2 separate regions of the Homo sapiens genome follow, and region 1 is linked to region 2. Evidence: read pairs that join two places in POLR2A ChIA-PET (ENCODE). Cell type or tissue: HCT116. All regions are shown on one strand. Each heading gives the region's core, and the rest is flanking DNA. Links, peaks and the distances in the headings are about the cores only.

The links. Peaks named below come from ENCODE experiments on the same cell type or tissue, not always from the same donor. Only the 100,000 strongest peaks of a DNase experiment are listed, where the experiment ranks them.
Region 1: POLR2A ChIA-PET joins it to region 2 with 5 read pairs; 5 of 35 experiments call an interaction of 5 or more read pairs at or near these places.

Annotation. Positions count from the first base shown.
Region 1 is chr19:34,183,745-34,186,655 of GRCh38, forward strand. All of the region lies in intron 1 of LSM14A (LSM14A mRNA processing body assembly factor), which reads left to right. Among named protein-coding and RNA genes, the nearest start is that of LSM14A, 13 kb to the left of the region's middle. In HCT116, for the core only: no CTCF peak of the experiment used is centred there; no DNase peak of the experiment used is centred there.
Region 2 is chr19:34,315,316-34,318,226 of GRCh38, forward strand. The region is part of intron 2 of GARRE1 (granule associated Rac and RHOG effector 1); the gene reads left to right. Among named protein-coding and RNA genes, the nearest start is that of GPI, 48 kb to the right of the region's middle. In HCT116, for the core only: no CTCF peak of the experiment used is centred there; a DNase peak (open chromatin) is centred at 1,536.

The DNA of each region.
Region 1 (2,911 bases), core at 102-2,601, 130 kb before region 2:
CTCAGGAGTTGACATCAACAGGCACAATGGAAACTAGAAGATTGAAGTAATTGGGATGAAGGGTGTAAGTTTTGGGTTATAAGTTTAACTTATTAACTTTTAACTTTATTGGGTATAAGTTACAATACTATAAAATTCACCCACTGTAAGTGTGCGGTCCCGTGAAAGTTGTGTATCCATCACCACAGTCCAGTTTTCTAACAATTCCATCAACTCAAGAAGCTTCTTTGTTGATGTTTAGTCAGTAGCTGCCTACGACCCCCAGTCCTAGGCAACCTCTGATCTACTTTCTTTTCTAGACTTTCCTTTGCTTTTTTTTTTTTTTTTTGAGACGGAGTTTTACAGTTGTCACCCAGGCTGGAGTGCAATGGCGCAATCTTGGCTCACTGCAGCTTCTGCCTCCCGGGTTCAAGTGATTCTCCTACCTCAGCCTCCTGAGTAGCTGGGATGACAGGCATGCACCACCATGCCAGCTAATTTTTGTATTTTTAAGAGACGGGGTTTCACCATGTTGGCCAGGCTGGTCTCGAACTCCTGACCTCAGGTGATCCACCTGCCTCGGCCTTCCAAAGTGCTGGAATTATAGGCATGAGCCACTGCGCCCAGCCTTTCCTTTGCTTTTAATATGTAAATTATTAAATTGATTTCCTAATATTAAAACATTCTTGCATTTTTAGAAACCTTAAATTTCAAACAACTGTATTTCTCTATATCAATTATCAATTGGAGTAATTAGCCATTATCTATAATAGATTCATTACATGGAGTTCATGGTAGATTTCAGGGAGTCTTGATCCCCTGAAGTTATAAGCAATTTTTATTTACATACAGAAACATTTGGGGAGAGGGTTCATAGATGTCTTTAATTTTCCAAGACCCAGATAAATACAAGCTACCTTTGCTTATGCCTAAGTTAAAAGTTTTAACATATCTTTTCACTTTTCTCCCTTTGTCCCATTTTCCAGGTTTTATCTAATTTGGGGTTTAGGTTACAGATTGTTATTATTACATTGCTTCTATTTTTAGAATCCCTTAAGAGCAGTTTTATTAGCAATGTTGACTTAGATAAAACTGAGGGGGCTTTTTTGTTTTTTGTTTTTGTTTTTCGTCAGAGACAAGGTTCTTGAGGACACAACATTTAAGCTGGGGCCTGACAGATGAGTTAGAATTAGCCACATGTAGAGGCTATCTAGGAAGATGTTAAGGCTATCTGTTATGTTCAGTTACATAAGAGAGATCCTTTGTAAATGTGTTTTGCTTTGTAATAAACCTTCTAAGGAGCCAGTATTGTTTTGTTATTACATCACTCTCTAAAATTTCAAATTGCCTTTTTGGTTTTATAAGGACAAGATGGGCTCTTAACAAGATGGCTTTGGGGTTTTTTCAGTCGAAGATGATGTAACCTCTAGAGTTAAGTGCGAAGAAGTTGATTTTGAGAATATATTGCAGAAGGTGCAAGGAACGTCATCTGGGTTATGACCTCTGGAAGTGGAGGTAGTTTTTTGTCATTGGGTCGCCAGTGCTTGGCATGTGATCTGTGAGGTGATCGAGAATATTGCAGACACAAGGGCAGGAGTAATGCCTCTGTTAGGGGTGTTAAGTTCGTAGTGGGTTCAGGAAGAGATGGTGGAGGCTGAGGGACAGATGTTTTCATTCAGTGCAGTAATATTTGCTAACAGGAAGAAAGTAGTGTGGGTAAGGGTGAAGAAGGGGCCAGAGAAGAGAGTGCAGATGTGCAAAAAGTGAGAGTTTGTGGAAGCAGGCCGTGATGTGGTTCCAAGAGCTGGACTGTCGAATCTTATTTTTGTAAAGCTCTGCTCTTAAGTAAAAAACCCAGAGTCACCTTTCTACCATGCTACCTTCAGGGCCTGAGCAAGAGTACTGCGTTGTAGAAGAGGTGGTGCTTTTTAGTATTTAAGTAATTAAACCTTCCTTGTTGTATTAAATCCATATATAATACCTTATTCCAACATATCTCAGATAGTTTCTGTATCTCAGATAGTTTCAGCAAGAGTTTGTGTATGGCACCGAATGGACAAGAGCTGTACATATATATAAATGTCAGAAAGAGAAGAAAAATACTAACTGTAACTTTTTGGTTTCCTGGTTTGCTGCTTTTGCATGTAGACTGTTCTTAAATATGCTGAGGTTGGGTTTGTTTTTCCCACTTTCCCATTCTATCAACATCAGTTGTTATTTACTCTAAACAATCATTCTTTCATTTTATCCTAAGTGAGTTTCTTTTATAATTTAATTCAGTTCCCTTGGTATTAAACACTGTTCAGTACTTTGGAAGTAGCTTACTTAATAGCTTTTTCTGCTGTGTGATTTATTCAAGAAATATTCAAATGTCAGCTATATGTAGAGCACTGTGTTAGATTCTGTGGGAGTTGCAAAGATGATCTAGATACAGATCTTTCTCCAGATCTTTAAATTCTAGAAGGGTAGTATAGACAGAATGATAGAATGCTGTGTGGTTTTCAAAGGAAGAACAGATTATTTCAGCCCAGGTGGAGTTGGGTGATGGCTAATTTTATGTGCCAACTTGACTGGGCCACAGTGCCTAGATATTTGATCAAATATTTTCGATGTTTCTGTTTAAGTATTTTTTGTATGAGATTAACATTTAAGTTGGTAGATTGTGAGTAGCCTCCATCTGTGGGTGGGCCTCATCCAGTCAGTGGAAGGCCTTTAATAGAACAAAGACTGACCCCTGAGCAAGGAGTTCTGCCAGCCTGCTCTGCAGATTTTGGATTTACCAGGCCTCCTTAATCCCTTGGGCCAATTCCTTAAGTCTCTTTCTGTGTTTGTATATGCACATCTGATTTATTCTGTTTCTCTATAAAACCTGACCGATACCTGGAATCTTCAAGTTGAAATTTAGGATAGGGGGAGAGAGAAAAATAGAGGA
Region 2 (2,911 bases), core at 104-2,603:
GGCCTGAGCCTAGAAGAGGAATAACTGCAACTAAACTTTGAAATATTCCAGGAAAGCAGAGTTGACATGTAGGTTGATCTGCAACAACTACAGTGGTATAGAAAGGGTGGTCTTGGCTGGGCGCAGTGGCTCACGCCTGTAATCCCAGCACTTTGGGAGGCCAAGGCGGGTGGATCATGAGATCAGGAGATCAAGACCATCCTGGCTAACACGGTGAAACCCTGTCTCTACTAAAAATACAAAAAATTAGCCTGGCGTGGTGGTGGGTGCCTGTAGTCCCAGCTACTTGGGAGGCTGAGGCAGGAGAATGGCATGAACCCGCGAGGCAAAGCTTGCAGTGAGCCAAGATTGTGCCACTGCACTCCAGCCTGGGCAACAGAGCAAGACTCTGTCTCAAAAAAAAAAAAAAAAAAAAAAGGGTAGTTTTTTGGTGCTCCAAATGGGAAGGCCTTAAATTAAAATCTGTTTTACAATCTGAATAAAATATAAATATCATCAAAAAGAAAAGGTATTCTGGTTATGTACATGAATACAACATCCTTAGCAGCAGATGTTGTGTGTGTGCAAGGGAATAGGAAGGTAAAGATGCACCCTTCTCCTCCACCATCAAGGGTTGCTAGAAAACAGGCTCTCATTCAGTAGACCCCGATAGCTGTCTGTAATCCATAGCTCCTTCTCTGATTAGTATTTATCCACTATTGTGGCTTCATTCTGGATCTTGTCATAGGTAGAAAGAGTAGCCTGGTGGTTAGCAACACAGTTTTCGGAGTCAAACAGACCTGGTGTCAGATCCCTACTTATTACCTGCTTGACATTGAGCAAGTTTCTTTATCTCTGTAAACTTCAGTGTTATCATCCGTAAAATGGGTGAATTGCTCACACCCCACAGGGATGGTTCACCAAACATAAGGTGCTTGGTATTTAAACACTCAATAAATGGTAGCTGTTGATAGAGCTTCACTGGCATTTTAAACTTAAAAACCTGCCTTTGGCCACTCTGCTCATCCACTCCCCAGCTTCCCCCATGTGTTCTGCAATTTGACTGAACCACACAGTCCAGGAAACTTTCTCCATGTGAAGGAGAAAATAGCTTTCCACAGCCCTGGGGTCACACTCTCCCAAACTTATGTCAGGAAGACGCCCAAAGACTGGCTCATTCCTGGGTCAAGGAGAGTGGGGTCTGTTTCAGGAGAGGAGCTGAGCTAAGACCTGAGATCCTCGGAGGGGAAAGGTGGGCAGAGGCAGGCTGGAGGTTGAGCTCTGTACTCTCTCAAGAGAAGGTGGTGGTTATGCATCTGTTACTCTGGGTAAATTTTTAGAGCAGATATCTGATGAAACAGCTGTTTCCAAGGTCCAGCGTTAACCATTGGTTTGATTGGCTTTGAATAAGTTATTTACAACACAGATATTTTGTTACAATCATAATTTGTATGACTGAGTTGGTCTCCAGGCATCCTGGGTAGGAGAGGGAGGTGTACAGTAGCTGAGCTGTTGTCCTCATTCCTTATTTATAGGAAAGAAGCTTAGGTTAAATGACTCATCCAAGGTCAAACACATCCTAAGTGGTGGAGACAACACAGACAATGCCTTTTAAACTGACCTGTGTCTCTTCCCCCACTCCTTCCTACAGCAGGGTTCTGCCCTCCTTACTGCCACCCCACAGCAAGAGGGCTTCCTCCACCTCATTCTCCCCAGGGGTGATGGCCTTGTCAGAGAGCATCCTGTTCTTGATCTGGGGGCCCTCCTTCAGGCCTTCAGCCATTCCTCAGAACTTTGCCCCTTAGTAGGGGAGGGGACAGGGTAGCTCTCCCTTTGCCCTCGGTCATTTCCTTGAGGAGCCTTTTCCTTCCCATCCGTCTGTGTTCCTTTCCCAGCAGCACCCGGCCTTGCATATCTGTTCATTGCCTGTTGTCTTCCCCATTAGAATGTCGCCCTGGCGAGAGCAGGGACTTGCTCATTCTCTTTCCAGTAGTGTTCCCAGCTCTTTGTGCTTGGTGCATATCAGGCATCCCCATCTTATATATTTATTGAGAGAATGAATGACTAAGTTGTGTCCATCAGAGCTGTGAGAGTGTGAACCCAGAGCTAATGGAGCATGGCGTCTTCCCTTTTTCCTCCTCCTCCAGCTTCCCATAGCTGCCAAGGTGCTGAGGAAGGAGTGGGAGGAATAGTTTGTGTCCCTGAGGAGCCGGCTCACTCCCCCTCCCTGTGTCTGCAGTGGGTGGGGAGATTGAGGAAACCCTCAGCCTACACCAGTTAAGGTGGAGTTCCTGTCACATGCAAGCCGATGCCAGTTTAGAGTCTGCTGAAGGCAGTGGGGCACACAGGTGAAGGGCATGGACACTTGAGTCAGGTGACTGGTCCACCACATGCAGATTGTGTCCCGTTGACAAAATTTTGTAGCCTTTCTATGCCTTGATCTTGTTGTCTATGAAGGGAGGATGACCTCATAGGGTGGTTCCTGGGATTGAATGCGCTAGCCCATGTGACTCTCCAGCATTGGTCAGGTACAGGCTGTGTGCTCCACTAAAGCTGTCTGTGTGCTCTACAGGACTAAATAGCTGCTGCTTATTCTACTCCTGGCACCTGTCTAACTGGCCTAGGTGCGCTGCCTTCGTGTCCCTCACCCTGCCCAGTCTAGCACAGAGCACTGGGGGAAGGGCTCTGAAGGAGGTGTGAGTGGAAGCCCAGGAGTTTGGGGGGCTTCAGCCTGTGATGTCGGTTGTTGTTCCCTCTGGAGGGCAAGTGCTTTGGTGTGAGATTTGTGTGCGGTTTTTTGTTTGCTTTAGTTTGGTCCTGGTGATTTCCACAGGGTGAGGAGGGATTCGGAGATAATAAGTGTCTTGCTGGGAACTGGCTTGCCCCTGCTTCTCCAAGAAGAAACAGCTCTGACTCTTGGGAACTGAGAGGG